Linked DNA regions of Mus musculus: region 2 is linked to region 1. A link is a loop called in an ENCODE intact Hi-C map of the cell type or tissue named here. Cell type or tissue: left cerebral cortex. All regions are shown on one strand.

Region 1 (8,000 bases):
GGTCACAATCCTAACAAAGATTTACCAGCATTGAGAAGTTTTTAATTAATTGTCTCGTGCATGTTATAAAGGAGGTGAGTAAATTGAAGAGTCAGGTTGTTTCCACAGAAACACCTTAGCCTTCCTCTTAACTATAGCCTTCTAGCTGGATCATGAGTCCCATGTGCGTTTGCTTCAGTGAACAGCCCACTCTCTGTGCCTTGGGCAGAAACCATGCTCCACTAGCCCTACAGAGTGGGACATGACCTGAGAGTATGCCGAACTTCTTACAGTGCTCCTGATCAAACAGCAGCTGTCAAGGTTCACCGAATCCACAGCCTGAGTATCATTACTGAAAACACGGTAGGCAGAGCAGATTGACCCCACAGAGCTGTCCCCTCACCTCAAGATTTGAGACATGATGAGCCTTCATGTAATTGAGCTTAGGTGTACAGACACACACACACACACACACACACACACCAAGTACACAAAATTAAGTAAAATTAAAAATGAAATAAATGTAAAACATTTTTAAAAAATACCCAAGATTGAATAATCTTTAACTTTATAAATTATCTCAGCAGGTAGAAAGAAACTAATTTTTATTTTTTTTATGAATTTCACAAAATACTGAAGAAAAAGCAGTGAAAATGGCATTATTTATACTAGACTAACTCAAAATTTCTAAATTTGGGAAGAAATTGAAGTCTCACTATATGCAAAGTTTAATTCCATAAAATTACAAAGATTACAAAAATTTGTATAATCATAGATTATAGGAAAAACTTAATTAAATGTAATTTTAATAAACAGATATAGTTTTCCACTCACTAAAAGTTATATATATATCACCTGGTATAGTAATATATGTACTTTTAAAATTTTATATTGTTTTAATATATAATTCCAAAGCAATTCCATTATATGTAAATATGTCACTTCATCACAATTATGTGAATTACTGCAAGTAGATAGCAAGTTAAATTGAGGCATAAATTTTAAAAAATAAAAATCATTGGGTATGTGGAATCCTCCATTGGAGGGTAATTTACATCACACAATATGGCAAGTGCTAAACATTGGAATTTTCAATTTATTAATCATGAGTGGAATGGCACTATGGTATACAATTATTGGGCATCAATACGTACATGTCTCTCCAGTGTCCACTAAATGACTGCATGTCTATGTCAGCTAAGTTGATTCCTGCAACATGTTTTGGCTACTCTTGTATCTCTACCTAAATTACACTGGCTGCTTTCCCTGTTTTCATCCCAAGTCCACCCAGGACAGTGAACACATCTTACCCTCTGTATTAGCCACTCCCTCAATCTTTTCCTGTGAGTGTTGCACTGTGGGGCTGCCAGAGTAGTCTTGCATCAGATACTAAGTGGTTATGAGAGCTTTGCACTGGGCATCTCACAAGTGCTGACCAAACCAGATCTATCACAATGTTTTTCTGCCTCCTCTATCCAGGATAAAAAGTTCATATTAAATATAAACCCTGATATAGCTGTCTCTTTTGAGACTATGCCGGGGCCTAGCAAACACAGAAGTGGATGCTCACAGTCAGCTATTGGATGGATCACGGGGCCCCCAATGGAGGAGCTAGAGAAAGTACCCAAGGAGCTAAAGGGATCTGCAACCCTATAGGTGGAACAACATTATGAACTAACCAGTACCCCGGATCTCTTGACTCTAGCTGCATATGTATCAAAAGATGGCCTAGGCGGCCATCACTGGAAAGAGAGGCCCATTGGTCATGCAAACTTTATATGCCCCAGTACAGGGGAACGCTAGGGCCAAAAAGTGGGAGTGGGTGGGTAGGGGAGTCGGGGGAGGGTATGGGGGCCTTTTGGGATAGCATTGGAAATGTAAATGAGGAAAATACCTAATAAAAATATTAAAAAAGAAAAAATATATAAACCAGCCCCAATAAGATACCAGCACATGGCTGTACATTATCCTCTACTGACATGTGGGGACCAGTTCCCGTGGAGAGCTGAGTCCTCCATCCATCCTCAGTTCCCTTGGCCTCTTTCATTTTGTATCCCCAAGAGTTGCAGACATGCCTGGGCCTGCCATGACATTTAACAGCCCCCAGTTCTGCCTCAGTGTGTACCTTCCTTTCTGGGATGCTCATTTTCTCATGTTGTCTTTCCTTGTGCCTGGTTGTGTACACAAGTTATAAGTAAATCTTTTTGTGAAATCTCTCTGACCCAGTCTAGAAAGAGGTAACCACATCTTCTCCAGTGACCTTCAACTTTCTTTTTCTTCTTCTTTTCTTTCTTTTATTTTATTAACCATTTTATTCATTTGCATTTCAAATGATATTCCCCAATCCCTGCTTTCCCTCCACAAACCCCACATCTCATCCCCATTCTTCTTTCCCCTCCCATTGATGTCGGATGAGGCCATTCTCTGCTACATATGTAGCTGGAGCCATGGATCCCTCCATGTATACTCTTTGGTGGGTGTTGTAGTCCCTGGGAGCTCTGGATGGCCCAGTTAGTTGATATTGTTCCTCCTAAGGGGTTGCAATCCTACAGTCCTTCCCCTAGCTCTTCCACTGGCGTTCCTGGGATTAGTTGGAAGGTTGGCTGTGGGTATCTGCATCTAACCCTCAACTTTTAACCTGGTATTTTCTTAGTGAATAATCCTATTGGTTTGTAATTACCTAATGTTATTTCTATATGATTATTTAAGCAATTTCAAATTATTTTTTACACTATTACTTAACGTAATAGTATATTAAACACAGTGCTATAGAGAGAACTGAAACAAAGGGAGCCCTTAGAGCTTATGGTTTTAGATCTTGAGGTACTAGATGCAAAGCTCAGAGCAGAACACCACATTGTGAATGTTCCTATTGGGGCTATGACTGACAGCAAGAAACAGGGTAAAACGTTCATGCTCATACACACATCCAGTTCTGTGTAACAGCAGTCAGAGCATTTATACAGTTCAAGAAATTCTGTGAACGCCACTGAACCGGGAAAAACTGTGAAATTGAATTCGACAGAGAACACACGGGTCAATATGAAAATGTAAAATGACATTGCTATCCCCCTCTCTTCTCTCACTGTATAGCACTATATAGCTGGTCTGGAACTCATTTCATAAATCATGCAGCCTCAAACTCATAAAGAACCCGCCTCCTTCTGCTTCCCAGGTGCTGAGATCGAAGGGATTCTCCAACATGACTTGCTATTAATAGGAAAAAAGAAAAGCAAATAATTTTTATATAAAAACCCAACATATTTGAAACTTCCACATTATCAGCATCTTCAAGCATTAAAGAAAAGTCGCATGAACAAACAACAGAAGTATTGCAGTACAGAGGTACATAAATTGTTCAGTGGTTAAAAACACTTACTGCTCTAGCCAAATACCCATGTTTGCCTCCCAGCTCTCACATGGTGGATTAGCACCACTTGTAACTCTAGTTTCAGGTGATCTGGTGCCCTCTTCTGGTCTCTTTGGGCTTTGCATGCACATGATGCAATGCATACATGCAAACAAAATTTATTTATGCATTTTTGTTTTAAAATAGTCATTTCTTGTGTTCTTAAAATATTTTTTAAAGTTTGTAATACATTACAGAAGTCTAAAGCTTTAACCAACATAAATTAACAATGTATATATTTACTTTGGCTATCATTTTTATTCCTAGTGTGCATTATTATTTTTTAAGAATGCATCTTTAATCATAGATATTGTGAAAGGGCATAATACCAGAAACTCATCTAGTCAATTTCTACATGTGAAATGAAATTTATGGGCATGTTGTATATTAGAAAAATTTCAATTAGTAATCTTTAGAAATTAAGGTTCAAAATATAGTTTAAAGTACTCTTACATCTTACAAATGTTGAATGAAATTCAAGTATTGAAAGTATTTATTTAAAATAATTTATTTTAAGAATGATGAATCTTTTGTCTTTCTTTTTCCCCAAAACCCCAGATCATAGTAGCTTCCATGGTCAGCATACCTATACCAGCAAGGAAGACCCTGGGTTGAATAATTGGAAATAGTTAATATGGGGTTTCTTACTATCTTTCCTGTCAATAAATAGAATAAATGATAGTTATAAGTAAAATCTCTTTTCTCTGCAAGAGGAAATGCCACAGGGTTGTAATTGTAGGTATTTAAGGATCAAAGCTACACAACCTATATTTGTGTTTCTACAAAAACAAGAAAAACAAAAATGTCATTAAAATGCCCAGTGAAACACATGAACATAATTATACTCTGAGATCAGAAAGTATCCCAGTGTTGGTGGATCCAGACTTCTGGAACCTGGTGGCAGAGTGGTGAATCAGATCAAAGCTATGGATAATTAGTCATGTAGGTTAAACTCCATGGTAGCATGGCTGCCACAGTCTACAAATTATTCATACAATGATTTACCAAAAATCAAAAAAAAAATCCTCATATTCTTTGGTAACTTGAAGGTATATAAATTTTCCCAAGTTGACAGCTAAACATCTTTTTTTAAAAAATGCCATAGTAATTCCACTTTAGGAAGTACATATTTGTGATCAGAGTCTTTCATTAAGGGATTTCTGGAGTTATTTAGGCAGAGTCTATGCACCAGGAAGACACATGCCTAGCATATTGAAGTGGAGTGAATATAGTTATAATGCTAAGAATAATTAGCTAGTGATCAAGAGCTTGGTAAGCAAGCCTCATGTTGCAGTGCACATGTGTTCAGGCCAAAGCTCTTCTCTCCCATTGGGCTTTTCCTCAATCCGAACACATCTATCTAAGGTGGCTACCTCACTTTGCTCATTAAAATAAGCCCAACTCTGAAAAGCCACATGGAGAATACTATCAGCATTTCTGCAAAGTCAGGAGTGTTAGATATGGCTATCACTGCTTCTTTTCTATGCAGGTTTTGTTCCGTCTCCTTGCATAAATGATAATGTGTACACTCGGGAACTGCATCTCCACCATGAACACTGCTGCACCACTGTTTAAGTCCACACTGGTCTTTTCCATGTCTAGATGTAAGGCCTAAAGAAATCCCCTTCAATTTTCTGAGGGGCATTCATTTTTATGGTTTATTAATGGTCACAAATGACATTGGATTCATTTGGCTATAGAGAGGCAAATTTTTCAACAAATGATATCCACAAGTGCAGGCTGAGAAGCCACTGCTAGTGGCAGTCACTCCAAAACAGGTAGATTGATTGATTATTTATTTATTTGTGTGTGCACATAAATGGACCAGTATATATATATACACACATCAGAAGACAATTTGTGCCAGATGACTCTATATATCCAACATGTTGCCATACTTGGCAGCAAGTTTCTTTACCCATGAGCCATCTTGTTATCTTAAGAGACATAATTTTAAATACACACACACACATACACACACACACACACACACACACTCACGCACATGCACACACTTATTCTTACATCTAAAGAGATGCTGTTCAAAACAATTTAATTAGAATTTTAATCTGTTAGAAGGAATAAATATGTAGATGTATCAAGAAATTGCCAACAGCCAAAAAAGATGACAGTTTCAGAACTGGCCACATCCTTATTTTTCATGGAGACTGACCAATAGAATGTCAGTCTCTTCCTGCTCTCTGTCACCTCTCATTACTCATTAGAGGAATATGTGAACAGACCCAGAAAGTTTATGTTTATTAAAGGCTTTACACAGCCTTGAAATGAAAGATAAAAGCTCCCTGGTACTTCACAATGGTCAGAAGAATCAATGTACAATAAGAGGTGGCACCTGTTCCCTAGCTTGTAAAGAATACAACCTGTTTAAAGCAATGGAAGCCAGCTTCATAGAATTAAAATGCATGACCAATTTAAGAGAGTTCAGCCAGCTCTTAGTGAACACCTGTGCTCCAGCCCACCCATTCTGCTACAGAGGATGGTGTCTCTCATGTACACATGCATGCAAAATAGTCTCATCACATAGCCATGAAGAAACAGAAGTTAAGTGCCATCAAATCCTCTCCAGTCCTGGGTGTAAAGTTAAAACCTTTTCATAGCTCTGAGGAGAGGACACAAGCATATAAAATCTGGATCCTCTAAAGAGGGTCTCAGCTTTGGCAGTATGCACTAGGGGACAAGGTAGATAGAGGGGTTTGATTTAAGAGTTAATAAAACCTTTAAGTCAAACTTCACCTTACTAGTTATTCTCCAAGAGGGAATACTTCTCAGGCAAAAACCTGAAGTGGATGCAGTCAGTATGTAGCAAGACATGAAAACCAGATTTAAAATGTCTCCAAAACCATGCATTGGCCCTGAGACTACCAGGCATGTCTCTACTGCCTGCAAAAAGTTGGGATGATTTTGGTGCTGATACTTTAAAATCCCACTTTCAGGTGAAGTAGAATTCTGAGTATACACATAGATAAAGATGAAGCAGCCATATAGAGGTGGATAAGCTAACCGAGCAGATGAAGAAACACTTTATAACTCTAGCTTAGCTAACCTCAGTTCACTATTTTATTCCATAAGATGCAAAGGCTAGTCATTAGGAGAAGACATACTACTTTGGCTTTGAAAGTTATTGTAATTGTTTTGGTAAGAGAATGAATGTGTAGAAAATTAAGGTGTATAACATAACTTACTCAGTGAATATAATATCTATTACCCCCATATCTATACAGGAAAGAACTAAAGTATGATGGTAAGTTGGAGTGGTGGATTTCAATTAACTAATTTATCGATGTTTCTCAAGTCATTCTTATTGTTATAGGTAGTTAAAGTATTTGGCTTTCTACCCAACTCAAAATATCCATTGTCTGACTCCTTTTTACTTTCCTAGCATCAGACATTCTCACATGATAGAACTAGGTGGATCCAGAAGCTGTCCATCTAGTTCTATCATGTGAGAATTTCTGATGCTAGGAAAGTAAAAAGGAGTCATACAATGGATCTATAAGATGGAACACAGGGCCCCCAATGGAGAAGCTAGAGAAAGCACCCAAGGAGCTGAAGGAGTCTGCAGCCCTATAGGTGGAACAACAATATGAACTAACCAGTACCCCTAGAGCTCATATCTCTAGCTGCATATGTAGCAGAAGATGGCCTAGTCGGCCACCATTGGGAAGAGAGGTCCCTTGGTATTACAAACTTTATATGCCCCAGTACAGGGGAACGCCAGGGCCAAGAAGCAGGAGTGGGTGAGTAAGGGAGCAGGGCAGAGGAAGGGTATAGGGAACTTTTGGGATAACATTTGAAATGTATATAAAGAAAATATCTAATAAAAAATAAAAAAAAGAACTAGGTGGTTATTTTATGGTAGTGATGGATAGAGTCATCCTTTATGTTCTGGCTTCAGCTTTTCGCTGTAAGAGCCCACAGTTAAGATTATTGCTGCTGCCTTGACAGCTGTAATGGCTGTTGAACACTGTCAACTTGAGAGCAAAACCTGAGGAGGTAGGCTCCAACATTCTTGTTGGTAATTATCTTGATTACATCAATTGACGTGGGAAGGCTTATCTTCATTGTAAGTAAGACCATTCCCTGGGTACTTTTTATGGACTATGTAGAAAGCAAGCAGATCAGTTGCATTGTGCTCTCTGATTATACATGCCATGTGATCAGCTTCTTGAAGCTCCTGCAGACTTGACTTCCCTGCTGCAAAGACCACACCTGGGAGTTAAAATTGATCTCCTTTTTCCCATATGTTGCCTCAAGGCTTGTTCTGTTGCAGTAGCAGGCAACGAAATGAAGAAAATGGCTGTTTCTACAATTATCTTTAAGATGTCCTGTGTATCCCACAACCCCCTTTTAGGATCAGATTTTTTTGCTGTGTGTTCTATATATGAAAGTCTGCTGCTTGGTGCCTTGAACAGTTGCAGGAGATGGTCTTCCTTTGTTTCTTCAAGCACTGCTTCATCTGTTGGTTTTCTTCACTCAATTCTTCAAATCCGTTCTTAGTATACCAAGTCTCTTTGACAACATTTTTCATTTACCATTCTTTTCTCTTCTTCAAACAATTTCTTGACTTTTGTCTAGTTCCCTAATCCTCTCT
Region 2 (8,000 bases), 370 kb before region 1:
TCAGTGATGTCTACATTTTCTCCTGATAGCAGGATGCCAGGATAGCAGGATTCAAAGGACAGGGGAGCTAGATAGTCATTTTTAATTTGTGGCCTCTGCACAGCTCACTGATATATAGTAATGAACTAAATGAAATAACTCAGAGCCACTTATCCAAGTTCAGTGGTAAGGCTTGTGCAGTCAAAAGTATTCCTATACTGCAAAAGAAGGCGTGTGTGTGTGTGTGTGTGTGTGTGTGTGTGTGTGCAAAATATGTGTGCTTACCTTGACTCTTTCTCTGAGAAAAAAAAGATTGTTCATATGTTTTTATTTTCATCATGAAATGTCCTTCTTATGGAGAACTCACTAAAGCTTCACAATAAATGGCTGCTAATCAATGTATTTCAGCGTGAGGTGAGGCACAGGGAAGTGATGAAACATGATATATGAAGGAAATACAAACTTGAGAAGTAGCCTGCTCATTAGTCAAAACCCCATATGACAGTCATATATGACAATGGAGTCACTGAAGGGAGAATGGCTCTCCTGGAAGCTAGAGAGTTGCTTTTAGCATAGCCCTTTTGACATTCAAATTGGTTGGAATATCAACTGTGGAAGTCTCTGGAAAGTTAATAGTCACTTGTCACTTTTGAGCCTTAATGCTGAGCCAGCATTTATGTGAGCTTTCCAGACAATATTTGCTCTGCAAAGGCATCTGGTTCTCTCTGACGTGCCACAGTAGCCTGGGCTGGCGAATGTGCATGGTGATTCCATGTTGGGCAGTCTTGTTGCAGAAGGAAAGCATTACTAATAAGCGGGCCCAGTGGCCAGCCACCTAGCTGCAGAGGATGGCTTTCAAGATGGCTTCTGTTCCACGGAGCCTCAGGATATGGCTAGGAGGCTGCCTTGCAAGTCAGAGCAAAGGAATCTTCAGTTTCCCCTCTGGGTGTCAGCTGGATTCACCTTGTGACAAACTGGGAGATAACAACTGAATTTTTTTTTCTTTTTTGTCTCCCCAATTCCAGTTTGAAATTGTAAACTATGAGTTGGTGCTGGTGGAATACCTTCCCCATCTGGCTGCTTCTCTTTCTTCCATTTCAGAGGTGGGTTGTGTGGGGAAAGGAGACCCCGTCTTTGAAGCTTTACTGTATGTCTGATGTTGTTTCAATACTGGGTAAGGGAGACCTCATTACATACATCGCAGATGAGGAAACACAGACTACATTTGTTTGCATGCTTGCTTGCTGAGAAGAAGGTAAATGTATGACTCAAAGCAGACTCTTTTGACTCCAAGGTTCATCTCTGATACCAGTATTTGTCAAAGTATTACCTCTGATATAACCATGTCACCTTGAACTTGGAAATGCCAAATCATAGATCTTATCCAAGAAAAACTGCTTACTTTGAGGTTGAAACCAGCCACGTGCACGTCCATAATACAGATGACCAGATGCCTTACGATTTTACTGCTGTGAACCGATACCATAACCAAGGCAATTCATATAAAGGCAACATTTAATTGGGGCTGGCTTACACATTCAGAAGTTCAGTCCATTATCATCAAGGCAGGAAGCATCCAGGCAGATACGGTGCTGGAGAAGCTGAGTGTTCTACATCTTCATCTGAAGGTTGCTAGGAGAGGATTAGCTTCTAGGCATCTTGAACAAGGAACTAACCAGTAACCCCAGAGCCCCAGGGACTAAACCACCAACCAAAGAAAACACATGGTTTCTTGACTCATGACTCAAGCTGCATATGTAGCAGAGGATGGCCTAGTCCATCATCAATGGGAGGAGAGACCCTTGGTCCTGTGAAGGCTCTATGCCCCAGTGTAGGGTAATGCCAAAGTCAGGAAGTGGGAATGGGTGGGTTGATGAGCAGGGAGAAGGATGAGGGGATAGGGCGTTTTCGAAGGGGAAACCAGGAAAGGGGATAATATTTGAAATGTAAATAAAGAAAATATCTAATAAAAAAAAAGCTTACACTGATAGTGACACACCTACTCCAACAAGTCTACAGCATCTAATAGTGCCACTCCCTGGGCCAAGTATATACAAAACATCACACTGATTTAAGTTATTGTTATGCACAGAGATGCCCATGGTTCCTAGAGTGCCCTTTCAGGCAAGCTACATAATGATGAAAGAGGATTCACAAGTCTCTTAATCTATGCAATGAACCATTTATCGTGAGTATCCACCACCCTAAAGGCATGCACACATAGAATGCACACACTGCTTTATCAGAAAGGCATAGCAAAGGCTTGGCAGGCAAGTATGGATGAGCCACTCAAGAGAGTCATGCACAGCAGCGTGTGTCATCACACTTGCTTATGTGCCTCTACCTCCTTTCAATGGTGGCCTGGGGATTGCTGTATTCTAAGGTCACTTACAAAGAATAGTGATATGATATTACTGTCAGAACATTCTATACCCCTGTCACATTATGCTCTCCCCTTAGGGAGGTGGCAGGGCAGAGAAGAATCTTGCCATCAACTGTATATGTCCTAAGGTCTTTTGTGGGGGAGAGGGATTTATATGGGTACAAACATCCAAGTAGAGTTCACCTTCTGGCTTTTGAAGGAGGTGCCTTCCTATAGGTAGCCAGATTTCTTAAAGAAAGAAGTCCCCTCCAACTCTTTCATGATCGTCCATCTATTTCAAATACAGGATTAAGGAAGCCAAACAAAGTCATATTTAGCCATCCTAGCAACAAGCTGTATTCTCTAAGATTTTCATACCCGTACAGCTCTTCAGCTAATTAGTATTCTCATTTGTACATTGTGAAAAGCAATCTATATTTATCTCAAGCATCATGTTTCTGTCCTCTCCTTAGGTGATTCCATCTCACAGGGGCTTTTCATCTCTTGAACGTTTAGGTTGTCATCCTTCATGTGGATGATGCTGGGCCCTCAGGGACATCGCCATCTTTTCAGCACAGCAGGGGCCTCTCTGCTCTTTCTCTTTGAACTCCTCCGGGCCAGTCTGGATACCAACCATGTTTCTAGAGTAGCTTATCCAGGTTGTGGAGGCCGAAGAGTGCTCTGCAGAGACTGAGAAAGATGTCCACACCCATGCAGTGGCACAAACCTTCCAGTCACTGCAAAGAGGCCCCGCAGCATTTCTAGGGGTGAAATCTCACTGTCCCTCACTGAGATTACCTTGTAACAATTCTAAATTAGGGCCTTCTCAGATCTGAGGGAAATTACGCCCTCATATCAAATCAGAGACCCAAAGAGGGGAGACCCTCTAGGATGCTATCAATGTTCTTTGTCTATGGCATAGGGATATGAAGGTATACTCGGCAAAATCTTCCAAGAAGGTAGGTGACCGGAGTGGAAGATGAAAAAGAGATGGGATTATGGCTTTCCTAAAAGAAAAGCAGAGCACTAGATGGCAGCAGAGCCCCATGGTTTCCTTCTGGGCTGTGAAGTGCCTGAGATCCTAGGTGGGGGAGATTCCCAATATTATCACATTCCTCCAAAATGAGCTATTCTTCCTGGACAGTCTTATGCCTTGGGCTCACAATCAAGTTGCAATCTGACAAGGTCGTTCTAACTTCCAGACTCAGGATCTTTCTTCCTTTCTAATCTGAAACAAAGTGATTGTCATTTTTTTGACTGTTGTTGCTCTACAATTTTACTCAAATAGATAATTTGCAACAAAAGCATCCCCCCAAAAAGTGTTTTAATTATTGTTGTTTTGAGACAAGGCCTCCCTGTGTAGCTCTGGCTAGCCTGAAACTCTCTTCCTAGACCAGGCTGGGCTTGAACTTGAGGTGATGGCCCCGTCTGTCTCCTGAGTGCTGTCTCTACCGGTCTGTATCACCCTGGATCTGAAAGAAAAAGGGTCTTTAAGCCTGTGGCCATGAAGGAGCCACTCAATCTTGAGTTGTCAAAGTGCCACCATTCTGTGCAAAGCAAAGGTGTTTGACATCTCAGGTGACACTGAACATTCTTGATTCGGACCCTAATAACATGGCTCCATCTGGGAGCCCCCCCCCACACCCCCCCTCCCCCCGACAAAGAAGTGAGATTTGGAAATGGTTTTTAATGGCAGAAATCCTTCTTGGTGACATGAGTCATTAGGAGTGGCATTCAGAAGACAGGACACCGTTTCTCATGGAGGTCTTCAGCTATGCTGCTTCTGTAGATCAATGGGTCCTAAGGAGGAGCAGCGGATGAGCTATCGGATCTCCTAATAGGTCTTGTTGTTGTTGTTCACTTGCTGGAGTGTAAATAACACCTGGGGGAATGACTTAAAATCACACTGTAGGTGACCCCTTCCACTCCCTGTCACACTGAAGCACACAGGGCATCATTCTCAATCCATTGCTTTAGAGAGATAGCCTGGAATTTTCTCCCCTAGGGATAAGGGAAGAGCAATGGGAGGATACTTTCAAACAAACAAAACAAAAAAACTTCAGATCAGTTCCAAGAGAGCCTGGGGGAAACCTGCAGGAGAACAGAGCCCAGGGTTTTTTTTTTTTTTTTTTTTTTCTGGGGAGCTCCAATCTCCAGGAGAAGGATTCTAGGCTGGATAAAGTCTCTGGTTACTCTTGGAAGGTAAGGTACAGCCGGTGACTCTACATTTTTGGAGTCACTCTCATGCCCTCACGTCATCCGTGGGCTTCAGGGAGCAAGAAAGCTCTAGAACACTAAACTTGAGTGGCACACCGTGACTCTGCCCCTAACAGTGGGCACAATGCTGGTGCGATGATGTGGCCATCAGCCTGCCTCCACACACCATCCTCATTCCTTGGTGTGAACAACTCACAGTCAGCATGGGATGAATGTTCCCATGCTGGGGGCCTGAGATGTCCATCCCTGGCCCCTTCCATCCTATCCTCTAGAACTCCCGAATCCTTTCTAAGAATGGAGCATCTGTGAACTCTAGCCTTCACCTGGTTTGGATTTTTTCAATTAACCTACAGCCTTTTTCTAGTAGTTTACTCTGTGTGCACTCACTGGCTGCAGTAGACCTGCTTTTAGGAACTTCCTTCTGATCCCTCTTGCAGGAATGCTGGATGTGATGCTGGGGTTCACTACACTTTTGTCAATTCTCCTGCTCTCACAACCAGAACAGGGTGGCAGCCCAGTTGGGTTGTTTAGATTCATTTTGTTTCCCACATAGAGCTGGGCTTGCAATGAGGGTAACACTAACAGGACTAAACAGGAGCAGAACAGGAACCTGTCAGAGGCTCATCATAGTTGCAGACAGTCACCTTTTCAAAGGTAATTTATAATTTCTTTTAAAAGCACCATTTTGCTCCCAGTTTCAGTCACAGCTGGGCCCATTCTCTTCCCCCACCTGCATTTCTTTCCTAACTTAGGCAGAGGTCTTCTTCTGGTCAGTAGAGAAAGAGAAGGATGGAGGCTGGCCTCTGCCTGCCCCCACAGAGCCCTCGGGCTCGCTCGCGTGGCCAATTGTATGGTTTTTCCCCGGTGCGCAGCGTGGGCTTCTCCCACTTGAGCGCCCAACAAGTCTCCGTGCTCCAGCCTGCGCGCAGCCGCGCCAGAGACTGAACGCTGCGCTGCCTGCGGGAGCACTAGCAGGGGCCTGAAAGCCCGAGGCCAGGCTGAGTCCCGGACTGCGCGGTGCCAGCCTCCTTCCCCTCTCGGTGGGTAGGATGGTTGAGTCCAGCCACCACGGCAGCGGCTCCTTGCGCCTCTAGCAGCCTGTCTTCGGCGCTCGCTCCCCGCCTTCCTCCCGCTCCAGCCCTGCTCCCCCCTCCCCCCGCGCCCCTCCCGCACCTCCCACTCGCTGGCTCTCTCTCCAGCTGCCTCCGCTCCAGGTTGCTCCCGGTTGCGCGCGCTCCTCTCCCGCCTCGCCCCCTCCCGCAGCCTCGCCGCCTTGGTGCCTTCCTGCCCGGCTCGGCCGGCGCTCGTCCCCGGCCCCGGCAGCCCCGGGGCTGCGCTCGCTCAGAGCATCTTCAGCCCCGCAGTGGCTCGGACCCGATGCTACGGGAGCGGAGCGAGCCGGGCGCGCAGAGCTGCGGGAGGCGTCAGATGCGCGGCCGGGCTGGGGACCCGGAGCTCTTGCCAGCTCGCCTTGCCCTTTGGTGATTACCGGACTCTGTTTAGAGCCCGGTTGTTCCTCGGAGGAGACCGGCGCATCCGAGAGGAGCCATCCGTGTCGTGTGCGTGTGGAATATCTGCAGACATGACTGCGTGGAGGAAATTCAAGTCGCTGCTCCTGCCTCTGGTGCTGGCGGTTCTGTGCGCGGGGCTCCTCACTGCAGCTAAGGGTAAGACAGGCTAGCTCGGTACCGGGGAGACGGCCGAACCCTCGGAGGCCCGGTTTGCGAACGCGAGTGTCTGATCTGAGGATTGTAAGGGACCAAGCGGCAGGCACCGACCGGGTGGCTGTCCACCAGCGACGCTAGGGAACGCAGCGCCCGATACCGAGCTTCCATCGCGTTCTTCCCACCCCTCATCTGCCCCCGCCCCACCCCCGCCCTTCCTTCCCCCTCACTTGGGCTTAAACGACATTTCTCTCTGTGCTGTGTACTGTGGGTTGTCAAGGAGAAGAGAGCCCGACACGAGTTGGGCAGAGAACTGCGCCTTGGCTCCTGGCGCTTGGTGGGCTTGGCGGGTCGCAGGCTGGGGTAGTTCCCACGACTTCTCCCCGGACCCAGCGCACCTGGGAAACATACTGGGCACCGTCAGCCTGGCAAGTTCAAGCTCGCCGGGCTCCTGTGCCATCAGAGAGAGCTCCTAGCTGAGTGGTGTTCCCATAGCCTTACACCTCCTCTCACCCCATTCCTATGCTTCCCCTCCAAGGTACTCAAACTAGCTGTCTCTGGGATGTCGCCTCCTCTTTCCTTCCCTGGACTTTGCTTTTTTGCAAGTTGTGATATCTGGCAAGGTGGGTGAAGCCAGTGGGGAGTTCTGGTCAGGTTTCCCTAGCAGATCAATTCTCTGTGGGTGCAGAGGCAACCCCTGTCAAAGTCTGATCAACCAAAGGAAAGGGCTATTTCTGTATGGTTCCTGGGGCTTTTTTGTCTCAGAGAATTTGGCTTTCTCCTTGAAAGGAGTTAGGGGATGTTTTCTCCTAAGTCTCTACAAGCTGCAACCTTCGGGCTGGTAACAGCTCCTGTGCGCTAGGTTTAGTCTATGGGAAGGAGGAGGAAAGAGAGGAGGAAGGGGGGAGAAGGAGAGAGAGAGAGAGGGAGAGAGAGAGAGAGAGAGAGAGAGAGAGAGAGAGAGAGAGAGAGAGAGAGAGAGAGAGAGGATTGATTTCACATTGGCAAGTACCTGCTCCCATTTCTTCACTCTCTCATATGCTCCTGGTGCTACTGGGTGTCAGGTTCCCAGTTTCCTTCCTCACACTACTGGGCAAATCTGTATCTGTATCTTTATAGACAGACTGCTTTTCTTTTTAAAGGATGGAACCAAGTCTTACGACTTTTTCCCCCCTTTTGAATCATTTGTCCCCTCTTTTCCTCAGAAGAAATTTCCCTTTCCTCTCTAAGACTACCCCAGCTGCTATTCCCCTAGTGGTTCAAATTCAAGGGTGATTAAGAAGCCACAGAGGACTCTGTGATCTCCATCCAACTCCACACCGGCCTGGAGAGAGCAGAGGATTGCCTGAGGGCTCCAGGTGGGGGAAAATTCGGCCTTCTGATGCTGGCCCCTCTGCTTAGCATCCTTCTCACAATAACTATCCGTGGGATGTGTCCCAATAGCTCACCTAGAAATAGGTGGGTCCTGCTTAACTAGAAAGATGGGATTGCTTGATTTTTGGGGAGCTTCCCACAGATGTCTACCCTCTGACTACATGTCCCCCTCCCCCCATCTAGCCTGGGCCTCCACCTGAGGAGGCTCCACGGGTCAAGCACCAAGCAGGGTTAGGTTGGCAGAGGGCTCTGGTCTGGGCACGCTGGGAAATGAGAGGCAAAACATGAAAAGTCTGTGCCCCCCAAACCAGGTACTGATGTCAATGTTGGAAGTGGAAAAGATTCAGGATACAGAACCAGGCTTTGTCCAGACCAACCCTTGCTGAAATGGTATTCTTGTCATG

What was found. Hi-C counts contacts between places; a loop is a spot of excess contacts. Peaks named below come from ENCODE experiments on the same cell type or tissue, not always from the same donor. Only the 100,000 strongest peaks of a DNase experiment are listed, where the experiment ranks them.
Region 2: a loop joins it to region 1, with 2.7 times the contacts of the local background. A loop is called at or near these places in 2 of 42 quality-filtered maps.

Annotation. Positions count from the first base shown.
Region 1 is chr8:17,162,994-17,170,993 of GRCm38, reverse strand. All of the region lies in intron 2 of Csmd1 (CUB and Sushi multiple domains 1), which reads left to right. Among named protein-coding and RNA genes, the nearest start is that of Gm39136, 120 kb to the left of the region's middle. In left cerebral cortex, a CTCF peak has its summit at 3,463 (motif pointing left); no DNase peak of the experiment used is centred here.
Region 2 is chr8:17,533,115-17,541,114 of GRCm38, reverse strand. Csmd1 (CUB and Sushi multiple domains 1) reads left to right here and starts at 5,730. Exons shown (of 70, transcript NM_053171.2): 1 at 5,730-6,225. The coding sequence starts at 6,141. In left cerebral cortex, CTCF peaks have their summits at 3,364 (motif pointing right) and 7,472; DNase peaks (open chromatin) are centred at 6,213, 6,706, 7,529, 7,811 and 5 more places; H3K4me3 peaks cover 2,958 bases; H3K27ac peaks cover 3,071 bases.